2 separate regions of the Homo sapiens genome follow, and region 1 is linked to region 2. The links are chromatin loops, found by intact Hi-C in ENCODE. Cell type or tissue: IMR-90. All regions are shown on one strand. Each heading gives the region's core, and the rest is flanking DNA. Links, peaks and the distances in the headings are about the cores only. Region 1 overlaps LRRK1 (leucine rich repeat kinase 1). Region 2 overlaps GCAWKR (gastric cancer associated WDR5 and KAT2A binding lncRNA).

What was found. Peaks named below come from ENCODE experiments on the same cell type or tissue, not always from the same donor. Only the 100,000 strongest peaks of a DNase experiment are listed, where the experiment ranks them.
Region 1: a loop joins it to region 2, with 6 times the contacts of the local background. A loop is called at or near these places in 12 of 110 quality-filtered maps.

Annotation. Positions count from the first base shown.
Region 1 is chr15:100,999,871-101,015,968 of GRCh38, forward strand. LRRK1 (leucine rich repeat kinase 1) reads left to right here. Exons shown (of 34, transcript NM_024652.6): 7 at 8,967-9,193; 8 at 10,580-10,707; 9 at 10,804-10,967; 10 at 12,138-12,275; 11 at 14,446-14,558; 12 at 15,456-15,532. Among named protein-coding and RNA genes, the nearest start is that of LRRK1, 89 kb to the left of the region's middle. RefSeq lists enhancers at 7,114-7,408, 8,387-8,716 and a silencer at 15,414-15,708. In IMR-90, for the core only: CTCF peaks have their summits at 7,282 (motif pointing left) and 8,707 (motif pointing left); DNase peaks (open chromatin) are centred at 7,251 and 8,641; H3K4me3 peaks cover 298 bases; H3K27ac peaks cover 221 bases.
Region 2 is chr15:100,861,274-100,877,371 of GRCh38, forward strand. GCAWKR (gastric cancer associated WDR5 and KAT2A binding lncRNA) reads left to right here. Exons shown (of 4, transcript NR_160703.1): 3 at 6,085-6,166; 4 at 12,550-15,605. Among named protein-coding and RNA genes, the nearest start is that of ALDH1A3, 11 kb to the right of the region's middle. In IMR-90, for the core only: CTCF peaks have their summits at 8,451 (motif pointing left) and 11,988 (motif pointing left); a DNase peak (open chromatin) is centred at 11,968; H3K27me3 peaks cover 1,699 bases.

The DNA of each region.
Region 1 (16,098 bases), core at 3,650-11,649, 140 kb after region 2:
ATTGTTACATGTTGACTGTTTAATATATGATCAGAAGTGTATCTTGTAAGTTATTTTTGTACTTAGGTTTCTCATTTATCTGGTTTCAACGGTAATATTTCCTTTCTTTGTTTAAACATATTGGCAGCCAACCACTAATTCTGATATTTACAATATTTTTTAACAGACATGCTATTGTCAAAACTGACTTCATTGTTTTATCTCATTCAGTCTTTTATTTAAGTGGGTAAACCCCTCTAAGATTAGAAGGAAACTGTCCCCCATTTTCTTGTCTCTCCTTTCCCTACTCCCTGTGGTGGTTATTCTCAAGTCCTTTCTGAAATTCTCCATTTACATCATAGAGTCCTCACAGGCTTTCCCCAAATTTAATAGCTGATTTTTCTGTCATTGTCATTACCTTTTAAAATTACATTTCTAATCTACTTAGCAGGAATGCTTTTGGCTTTCTAAGAGTCTGTTCCTTGCCTTTCCTTTTGTTATCTGTGTGATCATGACCATAATCTGTGTCAATGGAATGTTCCCAGCTCTCTGGTCCCAACCTCCCCTCTCTTCCCTTGACTCATTACCATCTGAATTCTTAGAACTGCTGTAACAAAGCACCCAAAACTGGGTGGCTTAACACAACAGAAATGTATTCTCTCACGGTCCTGGAGGTCAGCAGTCCACGGTCAAGGTGTTGGAAGGGTCGGCTTCTCCTGGAAGCCCTGAGGGAGGGTCTTTCCCTGCCCCTTCCAGCTGCTGGGGACTGCTGGTGGTCCCCAACACTTCTCGGCTTGTGGCCACATCTCCCCCGTCATCTGCTGTCTTCTCCCTGTGTCTTCACATCGTCTTCCCGTTGTCTGCCTCTGTTCACGTTTCTCCTTTTTCATAAGAACACCAGTCATGTTGGATGATGGCCCCCACAATAACCTCATTTTGGCTAGATGACCTCTGTTTTTAATTAAAGTCACATTCCGCAGTACGGGGCGTTAGGACTTCAGCATATCTTTTTGGAGGGACACACTGCAACCCGTCACACCATCCTTGCTGCCTTCACTTCATTGCCCTTGGCCTGGATCCACCTGCCATGGGCCACCTTAGATGCCAGGTAGACGGCCAGTCAAGGTACAGTGTCCTCATCCTCCCGTTTTCAATGCCTCCTTTCTCCTTAAGAGCTTGTCTCTACCAGAGTGCAGGAACTTGAGAAGTAGGTGTTTAGAAAACCCACAATGAATATTCCTCCTGGGAGCAGAGATGAGGCACAGTTTGTTTGGTTCTGTTGTGGCCTTTACATGCACAAGGATGCTGGGACAGAGCTGCTGTCTGTGGTGTTTCCAGTTCTCTGTCACTGAATCCCTGTCACTCAGGGCCCCGTCTGATGGTCTGAGTTCCCAGAGTTCTCTGGGAACCTGTAGCCTTGAAATTTACCTTCAGCTTGTGGGCGTCGGTGCACAGACGCTCTCTGCAGCCATCGTCTCATCTCTACTATAATCACTGGCGTCATGCAGATAACCTGGGATGAGCCTTCAGATGCCATTTCTGGGCCTGCTGCTCTGAGCATCTTTGTTTTCAGGGCTTCTTTTGGCATTTTCTCCAGGCCTTTGAGTGAGTCTCCCCATTTTAGATTAGGTTCATTGATTTTGCAGCTTCTTTGGCTGTTCAGTTGTTCTTATTGTTACTTCTGCGTATCAGAATGTGGCTCTTGTCTTACTGGCTGGTTCAACAAGGAGGAGGCACCGTCCCAGGAATCTTTGCTTAACTGCAGAAAGAAAGACTTGGGGTTTGTATGGGCCAAGAATTGACAAGTTCAAGAACTTTCTGTGTATTTCCCCCCATTGTAACGTGTGTCTTCATTGAATAGATACCTATTAACTGCTTTTACTGTGGTGTGCCCTTTTGTCACTGAGCTATAGTCTGTGCTCTGAAGGGATCTACGGTTTCTAGGGGGGAAGATTCTTACTCATGAGCCATAAGCAAAATACTGACCAACTGACAGGAACAAGGAGCTGCAGACACAGGAAGAGCTATGAATTCTGCTGTGGGGTCAGTGAGACCTAGCAAGGAGCTAACATTACAACGTCACTCCGGCAAGGCTGCTCTTGACCCCACAGAATCGTACAGAGGAACACCTGTGTGCATATGTCACAGGGGCCAGGAATCGTTTTCGGAGTCTGCCCTGGGCTGGGGTGCCAGCCACATCTGCTGAGGTTCAAACCAGGCTAAAAGCTTTGTAGATGCCAGCTCTTCATTGAACAATTTTTTTCTTCAACTAATAGGTTTGCACTGATATAAAAACATAAGAGATGTCATTGTGGGGCAATGCCTCATTCACTGTGACAATTTTATGGCTAACATCTCCAAGAAGCATCATGTGAAGGTGTCTAGCACCCTCCTGAACAGCAGCCTCCATCACCAGATGAGGAGATCTTTCTTATACATCAGTCTCTAATGAAGCAGTTGCCCTTAAATACACCTAATCCTTCTTGAAAGCAATCCAAGTCACCACCACTGCCGTGGAAAACAAGTTTCTGAAATCATTGCACTGAGCCTTCTCGAGAAAGTGGTACTTCCTTTTACTTGGACTGAAATTTAAAGGGCTCATGCTTGAAAAACCAACATGAACACATTCTCCACCTGTTTGTGATAGGGTGGGTGGAGCTTAACCACTCCTGTGTTGAATTGATGGCTTCTCCTTAACCAGCTGTCTTTGATTTTGTAGTTTAGCCTTCATGGATAGGATTATATAATTGCTGGCTTTGCTCTCTCGGAATCTTGTTTATTGTGATTCTGCCTGGACTAGACACAAATAAATAATGAGGGCTAATGAGGGCTTCAGGGCTGGAAGAGTTAGGTTTTAATGTCAAGTGCATGAACATCTTTTTATTTATTTATTTTTTATTTTGAGATGGAATCTGGCTCTGTCACCCAGGTTGGAGTGCAGGGGTGCAATCTCAGCTCACTGCAACTTCCATCTCCCGGGTTCAAGTGATTCGGCCTCAGCCTCCCAAGTAGCTGGGACTACAGGTGTGCACCACCACACCTGGTTATTTTTTCATATTTTTAGTAGAGACAGGGTTTCACCATGTTGTCCAGGCTGATCGTGAGCTCCTGGCTTCAAGTGATCCACCTGCCTTGGCCTCCCAAAGTTCTGGGATTACAGGCATGAGCCACTGCGCCCAGCCCTGGACAACTTTTTTAACTGTGCATTTTTTCTAGTTTCTCTCTGCCACTTTGTGGACACCTGGGCACCCTGTAATGTCTGTGCTTGAACAAGAAAATAACTTTTGTAAATCAGTTTTCAGACTAGCCCCAGACCAGGTAGAAATTGCACAGGTTTTTCAACCTCCATCCAGCCCAGAAACCATTTCCAAGCATGTCTATTTTCCGAGTGTCAACATTTTTGCAGACTTCTGCTTTTTACCACTTCCCTCCCAGCTTGAGTTTATCAGATGTCAGTCCTGCAGAAGCACAGTGGGTATGTGCCTACAGAGAGCTCTGGGAACAGGCAACATCTGCTTTCTCCAAGAGGAGAAAGGAGGTCCACTCTAAGGGTGTATGCAAAGACCCTCTGTATTATTCTCTTTTTACACTGCTGATAAAAACATACTTGAGACTGGGTAATTTATAAAGAAAAAGAGGTTTAATGGACTCACAGTTCCACATGGCTGGGGAGGCCTCACAATCATGGCAGAAGGTGAAAGACACGTCTTACATGGCAGCAGGCAAGAGAGAGAATGAGAGACAAGTGAAAGGGGCTTCCCCTTATAAAACCATCAGATCTCATGAGACTTGTTCACTATCATGAGAACAGTATGGGGGAAACCGCCCCATGATTTAATTATCTTCCACCAGGTGCCTCCCACAACACATAGGAATTATGGGAGCTACCCGTAATTCTCTATCTCCTTCAGGATGAGATTTGGGTGGGGACACAGCCAAACCATATCACCCTCTTAGCTCCAGGCCCAGCCCACCTTGTACTTCCCATGTTGTCCTCCCATCTTGGCCCCTTTGGTCACCATGGTAACCCACATTCCAGTAGGGAGGCGGGGGAGGTCTGCAGCCCCAGAGCACCCCAGCAGCCCTTTGAGCACATGGGCCAGTCAGTTACCAACAGCACGGCTACACCCTTGTGGTCCCCAAAACCCTTCCTACAAATGTCAATGTTGGGCCTACTTGTGAGCCCTGCAGTTGATTTATGAACAAGCAGTTTCTGCACTTTGATTGGCAGCTTTTCCTTGGCCTCGAATTCCCCTGCCCTGGGAGTGTGCCCCTTCCCCTAATTTCTTTTACCCAGAATAAATTAACCCCACAAATCACTGCCAGTAGGAAGGCAAAGGGCATCGCTATAGATCAGAGGCTGCTCTGGGTGGGCAGGGAGAAGCTATGAAAGAGGCAGGAAGACATAAAGTTGGAAAAGTGGGTTGGAGCCAACTGGGGGGCTGTCAGGCTGCAAAGGAGGGACTTTGGATGTTCTGCTAAAGGCGGAGTGGGCTAGGGAGAGCTGAAAGGTCTTGCGCAGACTTTGATATTTCAGGATGATTGATCTGGTAAGAAGTGCACAGAGTGGATAGCTTGCAGGTCTTGGTGGCTTGAATCTCTTCAGCTCACAAACACTGATTTAGTGTCTGCTGCATAGTGGGTATGAGGTTGAGCTGCAGAGGCAGCCAGGCAGGGCTCTGCACTGTGGGGTGTGCAGTCCGGGTTCCGGTTGGCCATGCTGTCTGCCACAGCAAAAGAAATGTGGGCTGAGTCAGTGCCACACAGATCAGTGGAGAGGTTAATACAAAGTGTCTCAAGCTGAACAGAGCCCAAAAAAGTGCTCACCTCCACTGCGGCTTGCCCAGAGTCCACGTGGAGTTAGTTAAGCAGCCTGAGGCTGAGCCCCTGCTCCTTCTGCAGTTCAGGGCTCCAGCCCCAGCTCAGGGGATGTGGAGGAGGTGCTGAGAGGGAGGCTGCCATTGTAAGGACAGCCACACCTAAGCCCTTCCCCAAGGTATTTGTACCATAATTGGGTCATGTTACAGTAATAATTTGATTACTTGCTGTTGTTTTGTTTATTTTATGATGGTCCCCAGAGTTTTATTTAAAGATTTTCAATAGAGACTTAAGATTTGTTGTCAAAGCCAAAACCATAACCAGCCTCCCCTGCATCTTGCATTTGGCTGCCATTTCAGTTTGGGTACCAACCATTCCATACGGAAAGACCATAATGGCCACGCAGAGTGAGTGGAGAGGGTTGGATTGCAATCTGGACACCTTGATTCCATGTTCAGCTGTCTGGCCCTTGCCCCTGAGACCTGGGTGTGTCTCTGTGAATCCAGGAAGGAGAGGCAGACAGGCCCTGTGGAGCCTTTTTTGACTTGGCATTGCAAAGTCCACATGGTGACCTTCCTGTCAGCCTGTTGCTGGGCTGACTGTCATGCTTATCCAAAGACTCCTACCCAAAGGCCACTGTACTTTGCAAGACGACCACCGGAAACAATATTGGGACGAGAACTGACCTAGGCATCATCTGATCCAAGCCACTTATTTAACAGATTAAAAACAATGATAATGGAATGAAGAGTGATACAGTCGTGAATTGTGGATTATGGAAAGATGAGGGAAAAAAACCCCTTTGCTGCATTGAATTGGAGGCATCAGAACACACTCATGTTAAATACAGAGCTGTGTCCCATCAATGGGCTGAAAAGCAGTGACACCCCAGCGGTGATGAGCACACCTCACACCCAGATCTTGGTTTCTAAATACCAATTTTTGCTCAAGGGAATCAAGGCCTGGGCTTAGAAAGTACAAGAGGAGACTGGAAGATCTTGTTTTGCCGGGAAGTAAGGAGGCGTCCCAAAATTGACAGCGATATGTCACAGGAACACAGGGGGCTCTCTCCCACCCCAGTGGGGCTCCCCCTGGACAAATTGGGGATGACTTGGGTGTCAAAAAAATAATGATACTTGGGAAAAAAAAGAATCCATGAGTCCATAGTGATACTTAAACAGGTGAGGAGGCAATGCTTTTCTATACAGAAGAATGCCAGGTAATACATGTAGAAAGAAAGGTAGCTTTAGCAAAACTTTCTCATTGCAACCACCGTTGTACTAATTGATTCAGGCCAGGATCAGCAACGGAGGCTAAACCCATGGGGCAAAAGGATGCAGAAACACAGAATTGTCACATAGTCTCAGAATATCACCCCATAGATTGTGTACTAATCGCAAAGGGTATAATGTTAACCTTTACAAAGGAGGGACTGATAGACACCACCTTAACCATGAGACCAAACAGGGCACCACCTGTAGCAGGAACACCTAATATCAGGTGCCCCGGGTGGGGTTTAGTGGGAACCACTCAACTAGACTCTAAGGTTGTTGCCCAAAATAGCTAACTTTAATCTAAACTTTAGGAAAAACTTGAGTAAATTCAGATTATGGGATATTCTATAAGACAAGCAGTGAAACACACCAGCATCTGCCCCCGATGAAGAGGCTAAAAGTTGCAGGACTTAATGCAACGACAATGTGATAAAAAAAAAAAAAAAAAAAAGAAAAGGCATTAAAAGGTGTGAAGACTCTTCCAGATGAAAGAAAAGTAAAGAAACATACAGTGTAATGCAGTGTGTGATTGCAATGTCATGCAATTGTCAAGGGATCCCAGATCAGGACACAAAATAGTTATAAACCACATTTCTGGGATAATTGAGAATATTCTAACATGGGCTGTGAACTTAATAATATCGTATTGATGTTACACTTACTGAAAATGATAATTATACGGCTGTTGTGTAGAAAAATATTATTCTTCAGGGATACATGCTGAAGTATTTACGGGTGAAGCATCACGATGTATAATTTACTGGCAAATGATTCATCAAAACATAAAAAGCGTGTGTATTTGTGTGGAGAAAGAGGGGCAAAAGCCTATGTGACAGCGTTTTAACAATCAGTGAGTCGAGGTGGAGAGTGCACAGGTATTCACTGTGTCCTAGTGCAACTTTTCTGAAATTTAAAAAATTTTTCAAAATTAAAATGTGGGGAGTAAAATAGTAACAATCAAACAGGCCCAGGGCAATTGAGTGACTTGTCTTAAAAAATCAGCTCAGAATCTACCCTCCTGGCCTAAGATCCAGTGCCGCCCTTCCCTTTTCATCCATGTGAACAGAGAGACAGACAGACAGAGCGACAGAGTCCCTCATTCCTCTGGTTCAAAGACCGGACGGAGTGTTGAGGGGCGTAGGCCCAGTCTTTCCAAACTCCTGGAGTGGGCGGAGGAGGAGCTAAAGACAGGCGCTCATCGCCATCTGGTGGCCAAATAGGGATGCCCGTCACCTGCCGCCAATTTTTGAGGAATTCATCCCACGTTATTGGGACCTTTCTCGTAGCCTCTGCTTGTTACATTTTCCCATTTGCGAAGCACTAATTTTTGTTCATATTTCTGCTCCTCTAATTTTCCAATACGGATTTCCAGTTGCTTCGAAGAAACAGACCCAAAAGCAGATTTCTTCTCCCCAGAAACCTGATTGAGCCCAATATTCTTCGGTAATCAGGAAGAAAGAGCAAAGTCCTGCTCCCATATATTTCGCCAGGTCCCTTTGACCACCCCATGCCGGAAAACCGCTGGCCCTTCTGACTCCCTCTGGTGGAAATAAAGGAAGACCAGTGAGAAATGAGTGGAGCAAAGACATTTTGTTTAGCAGGACTTCAACGGCAAGAGCGCCAGCCACCAGGACTTGCGTGTGGCAGAGACCCACAGGCTGGCAGAGGAGCGGGAGCTTTCTAGTGGGACAAAGGGAAGGCCTCCGGGGCCTCCTGCCGGGAGGCCGTTGTCGTGGGGAAGCTGGGGGGCCTCGCTGCAGGCTGGGCATCCTATGGGATTGGTAGGGGTGCAAAGTTGGCTCTCTCGGGTTGGTCCTAAATGGAAAGTGAGGACAAAAATTAGAGAATCGGTCAGTTATTAACCAAGTCCTGGCCATTTTAGACTGACTTTTACGGAAATGATGGCTTAGCTTCCTGGGTTGTTACTAGAGATAAGAAGTGGCTCATGCCTGTAATTGCAGCACTTTGGGAGGCCAAGGTGGGTGGATTGCCCGAGGTCAGGAGTTTGAGACCAGCCTGAGCTCGACGAACATGGTGAAACACCGTCTCTAATAAAAACACAAAAATTAGCCGTGAGTGGTGGTGCAGCTACTGAGGAGGCTGAGGCAGGAGAATCGCTTGAACCCGGGAAGCGGCGGTTGCAGTGAGCCGAGATCGCACCACTGCACTCCAGCCTGGGCGACAGAGCGAGACTCCATCTCAAAAAAAAAAAAAAAAAAAAAAAAAAAAAAAAAAGAGGCTGGCCTCCTGCAAGAGACTGGCTTCCCGGGCTGTTTGCTATAGATAAAGAGGTTGGTTTCCTAGGCAGGTCACTGTGGGTCGTGGGCCAGAGTTCTGTTTTTTATATATTGTGTGGCCATCGTCTGTCTGTATCTCAGGCTCGCTCTGAAAGCAGCCTGTCCACCAAGCACCCTGGCGCGGTGCGGGCAGCTGCAGGCGGCAGCTCCTCTGATCACAGGAAAGGCCGCCTTGAAGGGAGGTCAGAGACTTGGGTTTGGGAGTCAGCTTTCTTCTCCAGTCTGGGGGAGGCGCCTGGACGCTTCAGCGGTCTCCTCTGTACGTGGACAATCCCGCCGCGCTCTTCCCTGTGAGCCGCCTCTTGAGGGGCGGCACTGAGCCCGCGCCCACCGGCGCCCTCTGGAGGTTGGAGGGTGACTTGCAGGCGCTGTGCACAGATTGCCTGTGAGACGCAGGTGCCGATGGGAACAGGTAGCTCTTCTGCACCCACCACCGTGGCAGGTGCCGGCGGCCGAGAAGGACATGTGCAGGCCTCTTGGGACCCGGGCTGGAGCAGGCACACAGACGCGCATTTGCATTAACCCTTGCTTTATTCCAAGCCCATGTGGGCCCTGAACTCACCCTCCACATGTGCTTTTCCTTTCTTTCCACCACCAGGCTCTCCGTGTGAAATGGTCCCATCTCAGACTGCCCTGGGTAGACCTAGACTGGCTCATAGACATCTCCTGCCAGATCACGGAGCTCGACCTTTCTGCCAACTGCCTGGCGACCCTCCCCTCGGTTATCCCCTGGGGCCTCATCAATCTCCGGAAGCTGAACCTCTCCGACAACCACCTGGGGGAGCTGCCTGGCGTGCAGTCATCGGACGAAATCATCTGTTCCAGGTGGCTCCCCGGGGTGTGACCGGAGCCGTGTGTGACCCCGCTGTCACCGTTGTGCTCCTGCACATGCTCCCGGGTTGTATTTTGTGGTTTTGGGGGAAAAATGTTCTGGCTAAAATAGGAGAAGGAGTTTTGCCTACCCTGAGGCAAGCCTCCCTTTCAGGTTAAAACAGAGAGGTTTAGAGAGATCATTTGTCTGGCCCAAGTTTACACAGCTCACCCGGGGACATGCGAATGCTTGCCTGAGATGCTTGTCTTGGTCCTGCCCAGGAATCAGATGAGGGCAGCCAAACCTTCCCACACTGGTGGATGCAATGGGGCTCTGAGGCACCAGCTTTTACTCTGCCTTCCAGGGAAAGTGGGAAGGGCCTCAGAGAAAGGGTTAACTCTGCAGGACTCTGGCAGCAGGTGGACAGTGTGGGCAGTCCAGGCTTGCTTCTTCTGGAGGCCTTGGAGGGAGACCTGAGCCTTACCCCTGAGCTTGCATGGAAGGAGGAATGACCTTAGTTGATTTCTTTATTTTTTATTTTTATTTTTATTTTTTTTGAGACGGAGTCTCACTCTGCTGCCCAACTGGAGTGCAGTGGCATAATCTCGGCTCATGGCAACCTGCAACTCCCTGGTTCAAGCAATTCTCCTGTCTCAGCCTCCCGAGTAACTGGGATTACAGGCACATGCCACCACACCCAGCTAATTTTTGTATTTTTAGTAGAGACGGGGTTTCACCGTGTTGGCCAGGATGGTCTTGACCTCCTGACCTCATGATCCGCCTGCCTCGGCCTCCCAAAGTGCTGAGATTACAGGCATGAGCCACCGCACCTGGCCTGATTTCTTTTGGACACATAACTGCAAGTCCTCATTCCATAAAGGGTTGAATCGATTTTTAAAATGAAAAACCAAGGCTCTAAGTGAAGCAAGAGTCAAGAATGTTGGAAAGAGCTTGGGGTAGGCATTAATCCATGGGACTCCCAAGTGAGAACGGGAAAGAAGCCTGCACACCAGAACTTAAAAAGCAAGTGCCGTCCAAGTGAGGCCCTTCACCTGGGCCAGATGGACAGGTCCAGAAGGTTCAAAGCCCTGCTCTGTGGTCTCAGCAGCTTTCAGGGAACCTACTCATTTTGCTATTACATGCCTGCGAAGGATTCGAATCCCTGTTGGTCAGTGGAGCCAGGGCCCACCGATGAGAGGTTTGTCTTTATCTACACAGGACACAGTAAGAGTTCTTCAAAAGAATTAAAAATCATATGCACTACATTTTCAATGCACACTCTTTAACCTTGCATGGGGAGAAAAAGAAAAAAAATACACCTCTTGGTTTATAGAAAAATATGTAAATTTGGTGTTTTCCCTCTTTATTCTGATGCCTGCCTTCCTTCTTCTCCATCGCAGGCTACTTGAAATTGACATTTCCAGCAACAAGTTGTCCCACCTCCCTCCTGGATTCTTGCACCTCTCAAAACTTCAAAAACTGACAGCTTCAAAAAATTGTTTAGAAAAATTGTTCGAAGAAGAAAATGGTATGTTTTCTCATCAACTTGAGTGAATTAGTCATTTTCTTCTTGGTAGGGATATTTTTACCAATTCATACTTTGGGTCTTTTTTTTTTTTTTTAGCCACTAACTGGATAGGTTTACGGAAGCTACAGGAACTTGATATATCTGACAATAAATTGACAGAACTCCCTGCCCTGTTCCTTCACTCTTTCAAGTCCCTCAATTCTCTGAATGTCTCCAGAAACAACCTGAAGGTGTTTCCAGATCCCTGGGCCTGCCCTTTGGTGAGTATCACACCAAAAGTCATGAAAGCCACAGTCAACTCTGCCTCTCAGCTGGCCTCAGAGAGCCCTCAGGTGCATTATGTCAGTTCATCCCCTCAGCAGCGAAGCCGGGTAGAAGGGCCCGGTTCCCACATTGTAAGCATCGTCACTCAGCATACAGCGAGGCTGTGTCCCAGGCAGATGACTCACCTGAAAGCCAGCCTGCCTGGCTCTGGGTTCAAGAGCCACCCAGCAACACCCACAGAACTTTACCCAGGGACAGCTTTCACCCTGGCACAGGACGACTCATGCCTGAAAAAAGGAGGGTTCAGTTCTTTTAGGACAACTATCACATAAGAGTAAGAAATCAGGCCGGGCGCTATGGCTCATGCCTGTAATCCCAGCACTTTGGGAGGCCAAGGTAGGTGGATCACAAGGTCAGGAGATTGAGACCATCCTGGCCAACATGGTGAAACCCCGTCTCTACTAAAATTAAAAAAAAAAAAAAAATAAGCTGGGCGTGGTGGCACGTGGCTGTAGTCCCAGCTACGCAGGAGGCTGAGGCCAGGGAATTGCTTTTACCGGGGAGGCAGAGGTTGCAGTGAGCCGAGATTGCACCATTGCACTCCAGTCTGGTGACAGAGCAAGACTCTGTCTCAAAAAAAAAAAAAAAAAAGCATCAATCTGCACTCGTAGCACTGCTGATTAAATGCTGTTTTTGCATCTGGGGAATTTTGCTTGTTAAAACAGATGGAATAGCATGAAGAATGTGTGTGTGTGTGTGTGCATGTGTGTGTGTGTTATGGCTGTTGGTTTTAAACCAGGAAACTCTTCATCACTGGCATTATCATTCCTAGTTTGGCCATTCGTGTAGGGGAAACCAGCTTCTCTCTCCAGTGTGGTCCTGAATTGTTCCATTATTTCCAAGGACAATGGGCCGGATGTTCTGGAATGAAGGAAAAAGACCATGAGCTCCCCCAGGAAACCCCATTCCTGTCCCTTCCTTGGAGTAGGGGCGGGAGGACAAGGACAGTGAGGGTGTGCAGCCTTCCAGCAACACTCAGTCATCTTCATTACAGGACATTATTGTAATGGTCCATTTTTAACATCAAATTTGGAAACAGTCTCAAAGGCACCACTGCATTTAAAGAGCTAACTAATATACATTTTTTTTTCTCGTCAATCTCTTAGAAATGTTGTAAAGCTTCCAGAAATGCCCTGGAATGTCTGCCAGACAAAATGGCTGTCTTTTGGAAAAATCACCTGAAGGATGTGGATTTCTCAGAAAACGCACTCAAAGAAGTTCCCCTGGGACTTTTCCAGCTTGATGTAAGCCTAATAGCCCTTTCTTTCTCATTTTCGGCTTTTGAGAGAAAATTGCTCCGTGTTGCAGTGAAATGTATGTGCTTTTCCTGAGCTTCTGAGATAAATATAAGGGGAAAAGATGAAGAAAAAGTTCAGCTATCAAAAATATGCATGGCCACGAACAGCGATGAGGGTGGCACGTGGACAGCAGAAGCAGCTGTGTCAGGTGGTGGTGGGGTTATGGTTCGTATCCCTCGGGACTTTCTTTAAGTCCACGGCCTGCCCATATATGAGGCTGAGTGGACACTGAGAGCTCCAGGAAGGGCCTTTCCACGGAACCCTGTGTGCCTACCCCAGAATACGGGTACCTTCTCGCTTTAGGTTGTTTTAGGTGGTTGGCGGGTCCTTAGGCAGACAGGCCGTGGATCACACTCATTGCTTGGAGCTCAGGGCCAACCCCAGAAGGGGCCCCATCAGGGCAGCCTCACCAGGGGCCCTGTAGTGGACCCCCAGGCAGAGTGCCCAGGCCACCCTGCACAGGCTTCAGCCCCCGGTCCTGCCAGGCCACTGCCAGGACCCCCACGGGCACTCCTCCAAGGCCTGGTGCAGCCTCTTGTGTGCGGCGACCCCCACAAGGCAGCGAAGGCCCCTTCAGCATGTGTATCCTCAGAGAGGATGGGCTATCATGTCCTAGGCTCCTGACAAGCACAGGGCAAAGCCAGGGACCCAGGGACAGGACTCACGCTTCTCAGAAGAAAGGAGCCACGCGGGGTGCCCCCGGGGGGGGGTGGTCCCACATCATACTCCTCGCAGGGTACTCCTGGCCTTCAGGCCTTGTCCACAGCCCCTGGGCCCCTGTTCTGAGTCTGTCTTCTCGTATTTCACACCAACAACTAGCAGGCTTGGATTTTTGGCTTCCCCCAAAGCCCAGAAGCAGCAAATCAGGAGAGGCAGAGCCTTGTCCAGAGCTTCACTGTGGGCCTGCAGGGAATGTGTCTGCTCGAGGTCTCCTTCTCCACACTGGGAAGGGGTGGGTGGGTATGTGGGGGCTTGGGGGACCCTGAGGTCTGGCACATGGCAGGGTCTCCATAGAATTTCAGCAGGAGGGGGCTGGCTGCAGCGGTTCTGATGGTGGGCGGTGGCGTGAGCCCCTTCAACAAGGAAGGAGACAAAAGCACCAGGAGGAGAGAATTTAATGTGGGGCAGCAAACAGCCTGTGGCCCTCCTGAGGCCGCCCTGGTTGTGGGCGGGATAGTTGGTGGCTGTGGTGATGTCCTCAAGCAGGGAGATAGCATGTCTAAGGTACTCCTGCAAAGTAAAACGTGGGCCAGGCATGATGGCTCAGACCTGGGCACGGCGACTCAGAACCGTACTCCCAGCACTTTGCGAGGCCAAAATGGGGGGACTGCTTGAGGCCAGGAGTTTGAGGCTGTAGCAAGCTATGATCACACCGCTGCACTCCAGCCTAAGAAACAGAGCGAGACCCTATCTCTAAAAAAGTAAATAAATAAAAAGAATAACAAAAAAAGAATAAAACGTGTTACAGGTGCAAGGTAGCCCCTCATCCCCCTTGGTGACTGGGTTCCCTGCAGGGTCTGTTTGCAGTAGGGCTGAGGGAGGGCTACCCACGAGGGGCACCCCAGACATGCTGATAATCCTGAGGGGCCCAGCTTGGGACTGTGTCGGCTAGCAGAGGGCATGCGGCTAGGACAGTTACCCTTGGTGGCACTGCCACCCCGTCCCCAGACCTGGGCTGGCCCAGGAGGCCACCCACCAGGAGGTGGCAGACACCAGCACTGTACTGCATGCCCCATGCCACCCCCACCAGCCGTGAGCCGTTGTCCTCCAAACCATCAGAGTCTGGCACTTTCCCCAGAGAGACACACCGGTAATCAGTACTCTTAAGAATCCTTAATGCTGACAGCTGCTTGGGCTCCTTTCACTCTAGAATAATTGCCTCTCACTGCCTTTGAGGGAGGAGCTCCTGTAGATAGATGGCCCCGTCGCACTGTTTGATATCATTTCGTGAGTTTGAAGAGGCTGCTGGGCCCCACACAGCTGGGATCTGCGTGAAGGAAAATTGGTTGGAATCGTTTGACTGCGCGTGGTTGGGAACTGACTGGCTCTTCAGTCTCCCCTCCCTTCTTGTATCTGATGCTATCTTAGCTTCTCTCTCCCTCCCTCTCTCTCTCAGGCCCTCATGTTCTTGAGGTTACAGGGGAACCAGCTGGCGGCACTTCCACCTCAAGAGAAGTGGACCTGCAGGCAGCTCAAAACCCTGGATCTCTCCAGAAACCAACTTGGCAAGTAAGCAGGGGCCTCTCCTCCCTGGCCAGTTCCAAAGCGTGTGTGGGGCCACGGTCGAGCAGGTCCTCTGAATGGTGGCATGTGAGTCTGCGAGGGCTGCTGAGCCGCCAGCTGGGGGCTTAACAACAGAAATCACTGCCTCACAGCCCTGGGGGCTGAAGTCCGAGGTGAGGGTGTGGGCAGGCCTGGTTGGTTTCTCCTGAGGCCCCTCTCCTTAGCTTGCAGATGCCGTCTTCTCCCTGTGTCCTGTTGCGGTCAGGCCTCTGTTCACGTCTGTGACCTAATCTCCTCTTCTTATAAGGACACCAGTCGGATTGGATTAGAGTCCATCCTAATGACCTCATTTTAACTTAGTTACCTCCTTAACAGCCCTGTTTCCAAATACAGTCACATTCTGAGGAATTGGAGGTTAGGGCTTCGACACAGGAATGTGGGGGGAAACAGCCCCTAATGGTGTCCTCTCATTTTTAATTTTTAGTCTGCTGGAGAATCTTGTCTCTCACTTCAGCCCAATCTGTAATTCTGTTCAAAAGTCTCTGCTGATCACTAACTGAAATGGACGTGGAATTGAATAAAAGCACCCAGCCCCAAAGCCTTCCAATAGGTGGAAAGCCGGGATGAGCCCAGCCAGCCTCTGGAGACCAGCCGCCCCCGTTATCTGCAGAAGGCCACTTCTGCAGTATCACGGTGGAACTTGCACCCCAAGGAGGACCTCTGCGGGGAGGGGTGGGGGCAGTGAAAAAGGCAGCCGCCACTGCAGCGTGCGCCCCTGCCAGGCCCTGAAGAGTTGCACATGAATTGCTCCCTATCTCCGTGGCTTGGCATTATAACATCACAGCCAAAAGTAATGCTTTTGTCGTGCTGTCCTCAAATTTTGTCTCTTTTTCCTCCCCCCAGAAATGAAGATGGACTGAAAACGAAGCGTATTGCCTTTTTCACCACCAGAGGTCGCCAGCGCTCCGGGACTGAGGCAGGTGTGTGTGGGTTGGGAGACGGTGTTCCCAGATGAGACAGCCGGGGTAGCCTGGTTCCTGCTCCACCAAAGTGGGGATCGCCCTTATCTTGGGCCTTCCCCTTCAATGCCCTGTTGCAATGCCACAGATGTCCAAGTTCAAATGAAAACCCTGCATATGAGCTGCGCCCATTCTTTCTGTCCCACGTGTGACACGCAAGTATCCTCAAGCCCCACTCTCCTGCGTGGAGGCCAGTGATGCCAGCAGCTAATATGTGCAGCTGATCTACACACCAGGCAGTGCCCTAGGCAGGTTACATATGTGAGAGTTTCTCATCCTCACAACGTGAGGTATGGGCCACATTTCCCCATTTTGCACGTGGGGAGACTGAGGCTCCCAGGGTGTCTGAGCTTGGCTGCCACACCAAAATACCACCGACCGAGTGCTTCAGCAGCAGACACTTATTTTCTCACAGTTCTGGAAGCTGGATATCTGAGAGGAGGGTGCCAGCACTGTCAGGGGCTTGCGAGGGCCTTCTTCCTGGCATCCTTCTCTCTATGTCCTGAGATAGTGAAGAGAGAGAGGAC
Region 2 (16,098 bases), core at 7,143-15,142:
ACAAAAGCCACTGTTTGCACGTGTTAAACTTCATCAAACTTCAACAGACCCAGGTGCAAAACCCCACATCCCAAATGCCATCCGGGCTTATGCCACCTTCCCGAGCATGGACCGTCCCTAGCCGTCAACCCTAATCAGGGCCATGCCCTACATCAAAGCTGCACTCCCTCCACAGACAGCTTCTGCTCTGAGATGCATTGTTCCTATGACTTCCTACACTCCGCCCTTGTCTGACGAATTAGGGCACGGAGCCCCCCCATGGCACAGCTGGGCCCTGCTGGCATTGTTAATGAGGTAGGAAGGGCGCGTTTGTCTGAGCCTGGGACTAACATAATCACATAAAGTTGTTGCTTTGGAATAGATGGAGCTGCCCCAGAGTCGATTTTCTTGGAAGCAACGCAAAGCACAGCTTCCTGGGAGAAGACACAATGCCTCCTATTGTCTCTGCCACTTCCCCTCCAGCCTCCCAGCATTTCTGCGTCTCCTCGGGAGCCACTGCCCTGTGCAAGAGCTGTTTGCTGATGCCCAGCCGCGGCTTCCAAAACTCCCGCGAGAAGTCGTTTCTGTCCACAGTCATTGTTTCCAGACCAGCCGAGCCAACTGGGGAGGAGAGGCCAAGCCCAGGGAGAGCAGTAAGAGGCCCAGCTTGCAACACAGGCCCCCGGCGGCTGGAGTCGGCTCATGGGTTGCTGGGGGGCAGCTGGTGCCAGCCCTGCTAGACATGTCCAGGGTCGGGGCAGAGGCCAGGGTGGCTCTCATCCACAACGAGGCTCCAGGAAGAGGCTCCAGAGGGCCCAGGTCCCTGGAGGAAGACAGAGGGTGGATTATCCAGTGAGTCCTCAGATTGCTCCAGGGAGACTCTACCCCTAGGCCCTCATCCTACCTAGGACTGAGGCAGCCATCTGGGTCTCTGCTTCCCTAACCACTTCCTCCTCCACCCGACCATCACCTAGTCTCAAGGACTTGGGCAGCTTCTGGAAGTGGCTGAGACTGGAAGAATGTTGTCACACCTACCAGATATCCCTACGTGTATCTCTACCACCCCCACTACATATTCTGAAGAACCAAGGTGAGCTGGGGGAATCCCCAGGCCAGCAGGGCAAGGCCTGGGCAGGAATGGAGTGAGGAAGTGAGAAGTGGGGATCTTGGGGGTGGGCGGGCTGTGGGGCTGGGCTGTGCTGCACACTGGGCAGGAGGCAGGAGATGGCAATGGAAGCGACAGCTCCCCATCTTCCCCGGCTGCATACGTGAGGGATTCTGCTGCATTCACTGAGTCACCAAAGGACACTGGAAGGCCATCAGGATTTTTGGGTGACCAAGACATGGCTCCCCTCTTACTGCCTGTGGGGAGACAGGCATGTGAACACCCAAGTCTAACCCAAGCTGAGTTGACTGAGGGCCATTTAAAGATTCCACAGAGGCTGAGAGCAGTGGCTCATGCCTGTAATCCCAGCACTTTGGGAGGCCAAGGCAGGTGGATCACTTGAGGTCAGGAGCTCGAGACCAGCCTGGCCAACATGGTGAAACCCCGTCTCTACTAAAAATACAAAAATTAGCCAGGCATGGTGGTGCACACCAGTAGTCCCAGCTACTCAGGAGGCTGAGGCAGGAGAATCGCTGGAACCCAGGAGGCAAAGGTTGCAGTGAGCCACGATCACACCACAGTACTCCAGCCTAGGTGACAGAGCGAGACTCCGTCTCGAAAATAAACAAATAAAGAAAGGTTCCAAGGATGGTCTGGAGGACAAACAAAGGAGGAGATTTGGTGCAGGAGTTAGGACAAAGACTCCTGGGACAGCAGCCCTCACTTGGGGCCATAGTGAATGAATGGGGGCCTTTTGCAGAAGGGAAATGGAGGACATGTGTGGTGAAGGCTTTGCTGAAGCATCTCTTATAAAAGGGGCAAAAGCACTTGCTCTCCTCCCAGCTCTGGCTCAGCCTCTCTCTCTTCAAGTCCCTGGCATCCCTGGAAAACCATGATTTTTCCATTCTGCAGCCAGCCCAGGCACCTCCTCCCACCCCCGCACACTGCAGTCTGGTGTGTGTGGTGGGCACACATAGAACACTTGCTGGTCTTGAAAATGAAGCCATCTTTTGGGGCCCCTAGAAATCAAAGAGACCCACTTAGCCAAGATATCACTCTTGGACACCAGCAAGGGTGAGATCACTTGATAGGTATTTTGCCGTGTGTTTCTTTTTAACTATATAAAAAACAAAAGGGTGGATGTGCAAACCCAACCCAAGAATACCTTGGCTCAGGCTCAACTAGATGAAACTTTTAAAAATGATTTAATGTTATGTTAGACTGTTGCATATTAAAGCGATGTAATGCCTTCTAAGAAACGAGAGTCAGATCCTGAAAGCGATGACTTGGGTAAATGTAAGGAGTTATAACTCACTTTTCAAGAGAGCAACTATAAACATTTTGCCCAATATGTACAGACCTCTAATGACAGTGTGCAAAGACTCTTTCGTTCCCAGATTATGAGGCTGCCACTTTCTCCTCCCCTTCCTGAGCCGCACTTTTCTAAACAGCAACTGTCGGGGCAGGGGGATGGGAAGCTCATGAGAGAAGGAAATATTTGGGACCGTGTCGGCCAGTGGAATGGGGCTTGTGGTCACCGTGTTACAGAGTCAAATCACTTCCCAGTAAACACCAGTTTCCGATGGCTCTCTGGCCAGGGTTGGCCGGGGACAAGCAGGGAGTATATGTGTCGGGTACGTTGCGTCACAAGCTGTGCAGCTGTGTAGGCCTCTCTGTCCAGAGGCATTAATGGAAAATGATTGGGCACCCAGCCCACAGCAGATGCGCTGAGGAATCCAGCCAGGGGGAGCTGGGATGCAGTGGGAGAGGGGACACGCAGGGCCTGGCTGAGAAGCCTCGCGAGGTAACCACAGGCGGAAATCTGAAAAATGAAGACGTTCCCACCAGTTCCAGAAAACAGGGCTAACTTAAAATGCAGCCCCTTTCCTTGAAGTGGGCTTGGCAGGCCCCAGGTGTTGAAAGGCAAAAGAAAAAAAAGAAAGAAAGAAAAAGAAAAAGAAAACAGCATGTTTTACATTTATCTAGCCTGCATTTCTAATGGAGTTCCCTTCAGACCCCTCACGTGCTGAATTGATGTGTGAGATCAGAACAAAAGGAATTTCGAGGAATCATTGGTATAGGCCCCAGAGCTAAGGAGATTGCAATTTGAAAATACTGTTTCATGCACTTATTAGACTAAATCAGCAAACAGAGAGCAGCGTGCCAGGTCCTCCTGGAAGTTGCCAGAAGTCTCATGGCTGTAGCCTCCCTGGCTGCTGCTTCAGGGGGTCCCCTAGACCCCTCAACCCAGAAGAGGAAGGCAAGGATCCATCTCTCCTCGTTTTAAGAGTTCCTCTTTTCCCCGCTTTATGTCTCAGAGCCCTAGCTCCTCCGTGTCCCTCATCTGTCAAGTCTGCTCTCAGGGAAAAGCGGAAACTCACTCAGTCCCAAAGGTGAATGGTAACCTCAGCTTCTTCTCAGGGTGGGAGGGGAGGCCGGTGTTTTCCCAGATCCTAAGCTAAAGTAAGCTCCTGCTAAACAGATGAGGGAATTATGCTGAGGGGGAAGAGGTTCACCCTGGACTCCTGTGAATTCCTTGAAGGATTCATGAGATTTCTCACCTCTGGGTTTTCTGTGGGGGTTGAGTCTCTCCATCTGTAATGCTCTTTGTCTAATTGGCTCACACTTTCTTTCTGCTGAATAATGTCACTTCTGTGCTTGGGAGTGGTCCCTGGGGTAGAGGATGCCAGTTGCCAAGCAAAACCTATCCCCCTTTCTTCTTGACTGACAGACACTTATATTATTGGGGCAGCTAAAGCACTACATTTCCCAAGTTTACAGACATCTGTGGCCAAGCGGGTGTAAGCAGAAGACTTTAGGGGTAGAGGATGCCTCAGAGAAAGTTATTCAAAAGGGGGATAATTAAAACAGGAGGTGAACTTTCTTCTTTGCCCTTCCCCCATGGAATGTGGCCATGATGGTTGGAGCTCCAGCAGCCATCTTGGGACCAATGTGAGGATGGACATTACAAGCTAAGAGGGCTGAGCAGAAAGAAAGAAGACATCAGACTCTGATGAGTGACTGTGGAGCTGCCTTGCCAGTCCTAGACTGCCCAAGGCCGTATTTCTCTCAGGTGAAAATAAACCTGTATCCTCTTTAACTGATGTTGTTTCTAGTCTTCATCACTTGCAGCTGAACTAAACCAAAGTAAGCCCTCCCCTTTCTGCACTTCTCCATACAACTACTCACACTTGCAGCCTCTCATTCCATGTCTGTCTTCTCCCCGCCATGTACCAGCTATGAGATCAGTGGTTTGTCTGCAGTGCCGTCTGCAGGAGCCTCAGTGCCTGGTGTGGCATCTGGCACATAAGAACAGGCCTGTAAATGTTTGCTGAACGAGATGCCCCTGCAACATGGCTCTGCCAATGGGCTGGCACACCTGAACCCTCCTTCCATGGCGTTAAACAAGATTTAAGGATATCGGGGGCTGGGTGCAGTAGCTCATGCCTATAATCCCAGCCCTTTGGGAGGCCAAGGCGGGCAGATCACTTGAGGTCAGGAGTTCAAGACCATCCTGGTCAACATGGTGAAACTCCGTCTTTACAAAAATTAGCTAGGCATGGTGGCGTGTGCCTGTAATCCCAGCTACTCAGGAGGCTGAGGCAGGAGAATCTCTTGAGCTCAGGAGGTGGAGGTTGCAGTGAGCCAAGATTGGGCCACTGCACTCCAGCCTGGGCAACAGAGTTAGACTCCATCTCAAAAAAAAAAAAAAAAAAAAAAAGATTTAAGGATATCAGGAGCCAGGGCCCATGAGAGGTCAGTGTTTAGACTAATTAGGGCACAGGAGAGGGAAAACCACCTATTTGCATTTATTTATAAGAAAACCGGCTATTTTTGAGCATGTGCCAGGAGCTGCATTGAGACTTAACAGAAAATCTTTCCGATCCTCACCGTGGGGGTGATGCAGGCAGCTGGCATTCCTGACTTTAGGGTATACCCATGTCGTGTGATCTGTCCCTGCATAGCAAACTGCCCCTGAGCTCAGAGCTTAAAACAACAGGCATTTTTTGAATTTCTCATGATTCTAAGGGTTCACTGGGGCTCAACTAGAGGGTCCCTCTGCTGGTCTTGTTTGGGGTCTCATCCAGCTGCAGTCAGGTGGCGGCAGTGGCTGGACCTCCAAGGTGACTGCATTCACCTCCCTGGAGCTTTGGCAGGAGTGCCTGGGAGGCTGGGCTCAGCTAGGACATTGGGACACCTGGGCCTGTCTGTCTCTCCTTGGGGTGCTAGGGCCTCTCCCTCTGCACATGGATTTTCCATGTCGTCTCTCGTGAAGGCTACCTGGACTTCCTACATGGATGCTCAGGCCCCCAAAAGTACAGAGGCAGAAGTTGCCCAGTTTCCCAAGGATCAGGCCTGGAACTGGCCTGCCATGACTCAGCACTCTGTAGTTGACGCAGTGGCAGGACCAATCCAGAGTTAGCATAGCCAGGGACCGTACAGAGACATGAACACCAGGAGGCTCCATTCGTGGAGCCCATCGCCAGGGACTAGCTGCTGCCCCATGAGTAGGTGTGACTGAATTTTATAGGTGAGGAGGCTGAGAGAGAGGCAAAAGAGCTTGAAGGTCCCACACCACTGAGGGGGAGAATGGAACCCAGAGCGACCCACCTCCCTTGCCTGCCTTGTCTCCTCCTCCATACTCAGCCTCTTGAGCAAAGGAATGCTCCTGAAGGTGCATTTGAGGCCAGAACTCTGCCCCAAGAGCACACTGTCAAGGGCTGCCTGCATGGGGTTGAGGATGGTCTCTAATTCATGTGTTTCATGAGTCATTTATAGCAGGAGAGAGCCCTGGGAAAATGTCACGAAGATGAAAGCTGACTTAACAGATGGGCTGACACACGGAGGCTCAGGGACATCCACACTCCGTGCCCACAACGGTGGGCTTCTCTCTGTTCACTCCATCTCATTCTTTGAGAGTCTGCCTTATTATCTCAGATTAAAGCAAACTCACACCTGCACCTTCTCCAACCAGAGATTTCTCACTTGAATCTCTGCAGGTGCAACAGGAACCTGGAGCCTCAAGAGCCGAGGTGCTCAGGAGGGGCAGCATGACTCCAGGGCTCGGAAGGAGCCCCTCAGGTAAGGTCCCCTCAAAGCCTGAGAGTTCCCTTTGTCCACAACTCATCTATTTTGCCCAGATATGTTTTTGGACACGGCAGTTCCCAGATAAGAGCAGGCTCGGCCCCCTGGCCTCAGAGCTCAGCCTTCAGGGTAGGGCAGGAGAAAGAATGTAATCAGAGTTATGGCTTAATGAAGTGAACCGTAATAACCATAAACAGACAGTCTGGGATTTGGTTTGTTATTTTGTACAAGGCAGTACCTTTCAATAGCAACTGGTGTTAGGGCCAAGCTTAAACATTTTCATCTCACCAACAAAAAAACAGTGATCCCATTGTTACACTACACTCTCCCACCTTAAAATGGGATTGGTTTTGTGGATTGGGAAAGTTACCAAAAATAAGTTTCTTCAATCACAAAGGTTAGCAGAAAGGAAGTTGCTGGATTGTTGCTAGATTGCTAGGAAGTTGCTAGATGAGAGGGGCCTATAGGTAAGCAGTATCTGTTATAGACAATGTGTGCCAGGCCATCTACCTCAAACTTTTTTCCTATTTAATCCATGTAATAGGTACCAAATCCTACACAACTTAAGGCTAAAAAATAAGTTTGCTTATGAGTCCCTATATACAAGGTAAAATAGAGATTGTTCTATGGACTAGCTTATGGCTGCAAACTACATTTTAAGAAAAGCATAACCAGGCCGGGCGCAGTGGTTCATGCCTGTAATCCCAGCACTTTGGGAGGCCAAGGCAGGCGGATCACCTGGGGTCAGGAGTTTGAGACCAGTCTGACCAACATGGAGAAACCCTGTCTCTACTAAAAATACAAAAATTAGCCGGGTGTGGTGGCACTTGCTGGTAGTCCCAGCTACCCGGGAGGCTGAGACAGGAGAATCACTTGAATCCAGGAGGCAGAGGTTGCAGCAAGCCAAGATTGTGTCACTGCACTCCAGCCTGGGCAACAGAGCAAGACTCTGCCTCAAAAAAAAAAAAAAAAGAAAGAAAGAAAGAAAAAAGAAAAGCATAACCAAGAGTGTTTTCCTTCTTGAGACCAACACCCCAAATACAACATGCCCAGGTGGTTGTGCCACACAGCCTGACAGTGCAGCTTCCTGAGCACCAGTGTAAGATGGAGGGAGACAGGTGGGGGTGTGAATGCTCTCCAACCCACCTCGGGAGGAATTCTACTACCTCTAAAAGATTGGTGGCCTTTATTTTGTGTCCCAACATAGAGGCAGGATACTACCTAGCCACAGCAAAGTCAAGCCTACTTTCAGCATTTTCAGAGTTTGAAGCCATTTGGTGACTCTCTGAGGAGTTGTCCGTCTTTAAAGCACACTCTAAAAATACCTTCTGCCAGAGATGCTAGGACTGGGCAGAAACGGCAGGCCAGCAGGATGACGGGCCACCAAGCTCCCAGCCCCAGGGCCCCAGCACAGTTGGCATATTCTCGCCCAGATGCAAAGCTGGAACTCCCTGGAGCTTTCAATATGGCTACAACAATGCTGCCGGCTTTTATTTTGCCAAAATAGAGTGACAACACAGAGGCCCAACCACACAATCTTAGACATTTCCCTCTTTTTAAAAACCTTCCCTATACCCAAGAGGACCATCCCTTACCTCTACTCTTTCCTCTCCAGGATGTCATTAGCATCTTGAATTCATCACTCATTATTCTACCAGACATAGTTATTCTCTCCATTACATTACAGACTCTTTGAGGGATGTCTTATTTTTCTGCAGTTATGGTGCCTAGCTCCTAAAATGCTTTGTAACTGAGCAAAAAACCCTTTGGCTTACCAGAAGTCCACTCTGTTCAGGATTAACCATTCTACCTCTTACAAAATACAAACCAAGAGGGTGCTTTGGCACAGGCCTGGGGTCATGGGTTTCCACATGGCATGGAAGAAGGCATCCCAGGCTGGGAGTCAGGTGGCCTGGGCTCCTCCACCCTCGCTAACAGCTAACTCCATGGCCATGGACACACGCTTGTGCCACAGGTGCAGACTTTCTAAAGACTTAGGTTTTGGAGATCTCTCTGGTCTCCGCCAGGGATACGACACTATGCTAAGCACTGACAGGGTTACTTCATCTATAAACGTCCCAGGCACGAGTGGGAAAACAAGCAGAACTTGTTTTTTATGACACCAACCTAAGGCCTCATTTTAATTTGTTCTGGAAAGACTATTAGTCCTGATGCATTGACTGCAAATCTGCTAATAAACTATCCAACTCCTAGTTGGTGAAGGTGCCAATTTTGAGTATTTGGGGACCCCTTGCAATAGTAGGTACCAAGCTGTCCTGGGTTAATGACGCCACCTGGTGGCTGGTGTCGGGGTGGGCGAGTCCCCTGCATTTTTGCGCTTCAGTTCTAGAATCAGGAGTCCGTCAGCAAACAAAGAGGAAATGTATAATCAGGGCCATAAAGATGACAGAAAGGGATGTGGGAGGGAAGGGTGAGGTCGTGGGGTTTCAGACAGACTGGTCAGGGGAGGCCTCTCTGAGGGGGCGGCATTTAAGCTGAGACTTTCCTGAGGAGAGATCAGTCATGCAAAGATCTGAGGAAAAGAGCACTCCAGGCAGGAGCAGTGGTGATCGCAAAGGCCATGAGTTGAAGTGAGTGATTCTGTTTTAGCAACAGAGGGCACCCTGGCCAGCCAGCACCGAGGCAGTGTAGAGGGAGATCGTGGGAGTCCTTGCTGGGCGGGGGGCAGCTGATTCTGAGTGGAAAGGGATTGGGAATTGGGCAGGAGAGTAGTGTAGCACTAGGCTTTATTCCTTCATTCTCCGGGTCATTCCTCATGCTTTAGTTAGTTCCACTTCAGAAGGCCTTTGTTCGGGTATCACAGAAAAATTTCTCTTCCCTCAGTCAATTTTCCATTCCATTCCATTGGGACCAATCACAAGGCTAACCTTGGCCAATAAATGCGCCGTAGCCTTGGAGACCCCTCCTTGAGCAGCTGAAGGGTGACCACACACCCAGCCAGCACCAGCACCAGCACCCCCACCTGGAGAGGTCCATTTCCTTAACATCCCAGCACAGGGACACCATGCTGTCCCCATAGCTGTGCACTACCAAGCCACCCACTTTTGCAGAGAAGGAAGCTGAGGGTTAGAGACCTCCACCAGGTACCCCAGGGGTTAGAGATGCAAGTGCCGGAGCCGGGGAGCCTGGAACTAGCTACTGAATCTCTCTCAGTTCATACCATAAATGGGAGCTCTGTCTAGTAAAGAAGACCGATGGCAAAGAAGAACTACATAAATAAATACATCATTATAATTCTGTGTCTACAAAATCATATGTATATAATAATGTGGCCACCTCCTGAGTTGGAATATGCACAACTCCTAAAGTCAATGCTCTCACGGAGGAGCCTGGGCCACTACCGGACGGGGCTGAGTGCCTGAGACAGCCTGCCTGTAGCCTTCATCTCAAGCCACTCAGCCTGAGTCAGGGCGGCTGCTCTGAGCCCACGTGGACGGCCCCACTCTGTCCTTGCCTCACCTCTGCAACCTGAGGCTTGGGGCCGTCTCTCAGTTCTGCCTTCCCATTGCCTGCTTCAACTGTCCACTGTCCACACTTGTCCCTTTGATGTCCCCCTTCAGCCATTCTGGGGAAACACTTTGTCGTGCCCTGTTGCCCCTGGGGCCTCACATCCCAAAGTGGGGCTCTTAGCCTGGTAAGATTCATTGCAGCCTCTCCGATGGGCACAGGGCCTAACTTCCACTGTACACAGAGGGTCCCTCCTTCTTCCCCAGAGTATACATCCCTTCTCAGTAAGCCTGCCTTCCTCAAGCCCCAGAATTCAAGAGCAGTATAAAGAGCAATTTGCATGCAATATAATGAAGATAGAACCTCTTGTTAATAGTCTTGCCCTGGTACTTCTAGGCTCTCATCTTATAAAAGTGTGTTGATTAAAATCCTTCAAAAACACTCCCTTGGGTATAGCTGTAAGGAGCCTCTAAACAGTGGGGGCAGTTGGGATCTTGACTGGGACCAGTATTGGGCTATCCTTGGTCTCACAGTAGAAGGTGATGTCATCTCCACCCTGAAAATAAACAGAGAACAAGAAAAAGAGGAGCTCGTTTCAGCCATTCTGACAAGGTGGGCTCTTGGTGGGGCAGGGATTGCTTTTCCTAAGAGGCCAGGTATTAGCCAGACCAGAGCCTGGTGGCCCTTCTCATACCATGATGTGTATTTGAAGCTCCTGGGTGGGGCTTTTGTCAACCTGCAGATTCCGGCTCAATAAGTCTAGGGCAGGGCCTGGGAGTCTGCATTTCTATCAAGCTCCCAGTAAATGCTCATGCTGCCAGTCTAGGGAGGATACTTGCTGGTAGCTTGTTGTTAGATACTTGTTAGTAGCTTGTTAGATACTTGTTAATAGCTTGTTAGAAGGGCAGAACCCTGAGCCCCACATCAGACCTATGAATGCAACCTGCCTGTCAACAAGATCCCTGGTGACCCCTGTGCATGTCACCACGTTAGAAGGCCAGTTTCTAGGGCTTGCCTGCATCCTGTGCCCACGAAAGACATCACTAATCAATCAGGACATTCTGATGAGAGTCAAGATCCTTGTCTACACAGTGCTGCCAGTGCCCCACCAATGCCTGAGAGGCAGCATGGGGAAGAAACTAAAAAGACTGAGAAGAATCAGCCCTGATACATGGCTAATGAAACAGGAGAGAGAGAAGCGAGTCGGGGCAGAGTTGGGTGTTCAGAAACCCAAAGCCAGATAGATTCCTAGAAGAAGCCCCAAAAGTGTCTGCTGTGTTGCAGTGAAGCATAAATACAAGTGAAGGGATGGGTGTTGGGGGAATGGAGCCTGGCATGAGCCAGAGAAGAGTCTGGAGCTGCTGAAAGCCGCCTGTAGCACAGATCAGAGAGAAGACCGGGAAGAAAGTTCTAGAAGGGTTGAGAAGCTGCCCGCCCAGCTGGAGGCTTCTTGGCCAGGGCTGAAGGAAGAGACTGAAGTCCATCTCCCTAGCAAGAAAGTCTCTCAAGTGACATAAACCGAGCATCCACCATACGCCAGGCAGGGGCTGGCCCTGTCACATCAGCGATCTCAGTTGCATTTCTCATCCCATGAAGGAGGAACCATCATCTTCTACAGACGAGGAATCTGTGACCAAGGGAGATGAAACAATGAGGCTGGCAAATGCCCCGTGGGAATCCTTCCCAGTCTACCCGCCTGCAAGGCTAAACTCCTAGGCTCATACACACTTATCCTTTGCCATTATTTATCCTTTTGCAATTCCTTTGCAAATTTCTATTGGGGGGTCTGGGTTGTCTTGTCTGTGAGAGGGACAGGTAGGGATGGGGATGAGGTGGGCACCCAGGGCCCAACAGAGCAGCCAGCTCAGGGGTGATGCCTCACAGCCAGTAGGACAAGGTTCTGGGTGGTGCTTTCTGTGAGCTTCATCAAGGGTCAGGCAGCAGTGACGTCTTGTCTATCTTCTTGCAAATGTACTTGTCGCACCTCCACCTCACCTACCCCCATGACTCCCTTGCTGAGCAGGAATTACTACTCCCATCTTCAGAAAAGGAAACAGTGGTTGAAAAAGATTAGGCCCAATTTCTCCCTGAGCTGAGAACAGCACCCACATCTGTTTGATCTCAAAGCTAGGAACCCATTTTAGGCTTATGGAGAAGCGAGTAGGCTTTTGTGGGCTAGCCTGGGCACTAATCACCAGTTCTAGCATCATGTCTGTGGTGCAACTGAAGTTTTGGGCACTGTACTGTGAACAAGCTCTTGCAATGCCATTTATTGCTAAGTTGGGAAATACCTGCTTCTCTCATAGAAGGAACTTCAGTGGCAACTTCCTACTCAACTTGGTCCTGTGACATCTAGTGGCCAACAGGAGAAGTGCAGTGAAATCTCTGGACATTGTAAGCAGGTGGAAAAGCTTAGGACTTCCTGGGATTAAAAAAAAAATGCGCTGAAATTCATGATAGCTGAAGTATCCATGGAATATAGAAGATGCACATTGACATGCACCTTATAAAGTCTATAATCCCATGTTTTGTTCCTAATATTCATGTTTATTTACTCTCACTGGTGGAAAATACACCATATCCAATTCATTGTCTCTTAATTGATGAACTATCTTTGCAAATAATATAATATATAATACAATGTAATGTATAATAGAGTGTAATGTGATGCAAACTCAGTGCTTGCAGATATGCTCAATAATAAAGGACATTATAGGTATGAAAATACTATAGGTCACTAATTAATCTATTCCCCTGGGGGTGGAGTGTTTTAGAATCACCATAATGCCATATGAAACTAGATGAAAATATACATAAATAGGTTTCCTCTCTGCTACATACATAACAGGCTTCCTGTCTGCCTAAACATGTTATAAGACATGATGTGCTTTATAGACGCTTTCTGATTACAGGGGAACCTCAAGAGTGCTGCCTGAGTAACTCTCATTACACAAAGACACAACTGCAAGAGGATCCCCAGGCATTCCCATGAGAACACAGATTCTGACAACCCCTCCATCCCCCACCTTGGTCTCCACCCCAGGACTCACAGCATGGCAAAAATCCAAGGGAAGATTCTTGGGTAACTAATGCTCCTTTACAGGGGGTCCCGGATGAAGGGCAGGGGGAAAGTCTTGTCACTGTGGGGCTAGGATAGATGAACCCAAGAGTGATTTGCCAAACGTGCACATACTCAAATCATTTTTCAAACATTTTGGGTTTGGCAAAATGCATGTTGCTAAGCCCCCTTTCCCGACAGTGGTATACCCATGTGAATTTCAAGGGAAATTCAATGTGTGTGTTTCTGATTCTCTTAGGCTTATCTCAGGACAATTATTTAGCAAGAACCACTTTGTGTCCAAGAATCTTCCTGAACCCTTTCTTTTGTAAGACCCCTTAAACAATTTTCCTTTTAACCAGGAAGTATGTTTTGTCTGGAGTAAATTGAACTGAAACCCCAAGAAGTGTGGTTCAAAATTCAGAATTCTTGAATTTTGAAGGAGATTGGAAAGTCTGCAAACAACTTCTCACATCACTGAGACTTGCCGGTGGTGGTATTGAGGGGTGTGAAGTATTATGAGCAAAATTCACTGATTATATGGAGTGACATTTTGTTTACTTTAAAACAAAGTCTGACTTCTTGCTGCCTGATTTGAGTGCTGGCCTGACCAAGTATCTTCCAGGTCTGGGTGACCCAGGGACTTTTTCAGTCACTCAATCTTTCTGAGTGTTGGTGCCTTCCTCAGTAGATGTGAGGACACAACTAACACCTATGAGCACCAGAGGATGGCAGCTCCACGGGGCTTTTGTACCAAAGAGATTCTCTTCCCTAGTAGGACCTCATCATCCAATGAATCAGTGAGCTTACTCCATTTATTCCATCCCAGAGCTAGTTTTTGTCTTTGTTTTTTAACATACTATAAACCTGAGCACAGCGCATCAAGGTTATTTGATTAAGGTCAAAATAACAGAGATGGTGATAAGAGTTTTATGTCTGTGCTGCTCCGTTTATACAAAAATGAGATCATTATTCCACTTGAGTTAAAATTTTGCTCTTCTTGTCATAGCGATGGCCAACAGCCAGCTATGCTGCTTAGGATTAAGTTGGCCACATATAACAGAAAACCCAAATGGTGGGCTTTAATAATATAGGGATTTTCCTTTTTCTCACATGAAAAAAAAATCCAAGAAAAAATATCCAGGGATGAAGGGCTGGTTCCAGGGCCATCAGGGACCCACGTTCTTCCTAAGTGTCTCTTCCAACTTCCTTACCATGGAACTTGCATTTCAGAATTGCATTATGGTTACATGATGGCTGCTGGAGACCCAGCTCTCATGTCTGTGTTCCAGGCAGCAGAAAGGAAGAAGAGCCTTTCAGCTGACTCAGTCCCATGTAAAGAGTTTCTTTGGTCCTGAACTCCTGGCCTCAAGTGATCCTCCCACTTCGACCTCCCAAAGTGCTGGGATTACAGGCATAAGCCACCATGCCTAAGAGCTTCTTTGGAAGCCCAAACCAAAAACTTCAGCTTATACTTCTGCAAGAGAGGCTGGGAAATATGTTTATCAAAGCCCACTACCACCCTCGATAACATGGGATTCCACTGGCAAGAAAGGAGAGAACTATTGGGTACTCAACCAACTCTCTCGACCTTACCCTCCATGTTCTCTCCTGGCTGGGCCACAACTCTCATCCACTGGAAGACAGACCAAGGGGAAATCTCTGGCAGCTGTGAACTGGCAGGCTGTGTGTGTGTGCATGTGTGTGTGTGCATGTGTGCATGCATGTGTATGTGTGTATGTGTGTGTGCATGTGTGTGTGGCTTCACTGGGGCCTGACCCACAAATACCATGATGTCTCTTTGCTTTTATGTAATGAGTTCTCCGTTGGCTTCTGCCTGGTCCAAGACTGATTTGCCTCAGCCTAACATTGTGTAGTGAAGGCCTTTCCCAGGGCCAGAAAGGACTGGCAGGGCTGGAGAGAAAGCAGCTGGTGGAGCTGTGTGGTGGGCTGGCAGCTCCTTTCTCTTCACCTTGTTTGGGTGTTATCAGCTCCTCTTTCTCCAACCTGGGGTGCTCCTGCCTCGATATCATCAATCACTGATGGAAACTCGCAGGGAAAAGATTTGTTTGTGTGTTCCTTGAGGACAGAACAATGTTGTAGTATTTGATGGGTCTTAATATACGGTGAGCTTCAAAGGTAAGTAGTTGCCTATTCTAGTCAGGTTGAGGCGATACCGAATGACTCACATGAAACATGGAATTGACTTCATTGATACCAGCAAGGAGGTGCTCACAGTGAAGTCAGCCCTCCCTCACCACAGGGGCACATGCCACCCCCATTTTGTAGCCAAAAAACCTGAAGTTAGGTCGCCTCCCTGAGTCACCCAAGCACTGGCCTGAGTGCTGCACAGTGGGGTGACCGGGCTTCCCTACATCAAAGAACTACCCTCAGCCCAGGGGCCTGGCTGTCTAGGAAGGGTTCAGAAGGCACACCCAAGACTCAGGCCCCTGCCTCAACTCCACAACACTGAGGGAGGTGAGTAGACTGGGTGGGAGGGGCAGCTCTGCAGCTGGCCAGAGGCTGCGGGGACACAAGGGGTACTCAGCAGACCTGGGCGTCTCTCCACAAGGCTCAGGTACCAGATCTGAAATAACATGAAACACAGTAGGGGGTTCATCAACGTCATCATCATTATTCACTACGTTTGCTTCAGACCTCAACATCACCCACAGATGATTATGGGTTTAGAAATGGAATGAGGTTGAACTTAGGGGGTGACCACCTGACTTCTGTTTTATCTTTGTCTTTTATTCATGCTTCTTTTTACTGAGTGGTCATCCGCAAACAAGCCTGCAACATGACATGTCTTGGACTCAGCTCATTTGATGCACCAACAAGACAAACAGCAGACAACGGCAGCACCACAGAGCTGGAAACAAAATGAATAAATACTTTTTCACAATGAAATGAGCAGAGGGACTGTTGACTTGGGGGGCTCCCGCAAGCCAGAGACAAGTGGGGGGAACTTGCTGACTTCCAAGAAGAAAAGCCAGCAAAGAGGAACCAGTCTCCAGGAAGAATATGAAAATGAAGAGCTGGTATGTAGGTAGCACTTCTTGAGAGCCTTATCTTGCTTAAGCCTCCCCAAACACTGTAAAGTAAGTGGGAAGGAGATTATGGAAAAGAACACTGAAGTTCAGAGAGATCAATATCCCATCCAAGGGTGCATAGCTGGGACTCAGTTCAGGGATGTGAGCAGAAGGGGCTGGGCCTCTGCCATCTCCGATGCTCAGGCACCTCATCACTGAACCAAACACCCAGCAACCCACTGTGAGCAAAAATAAATCTTCCTCCTTCCCGGCCCCTGTGGTCCCTGCCTCTGAGGCCACAGCTAGGAGATATGGTTCCTAGGAAAGGCACAACGAAAAGGGATACTCCCGCCATTTTTGACCTTCAAAGC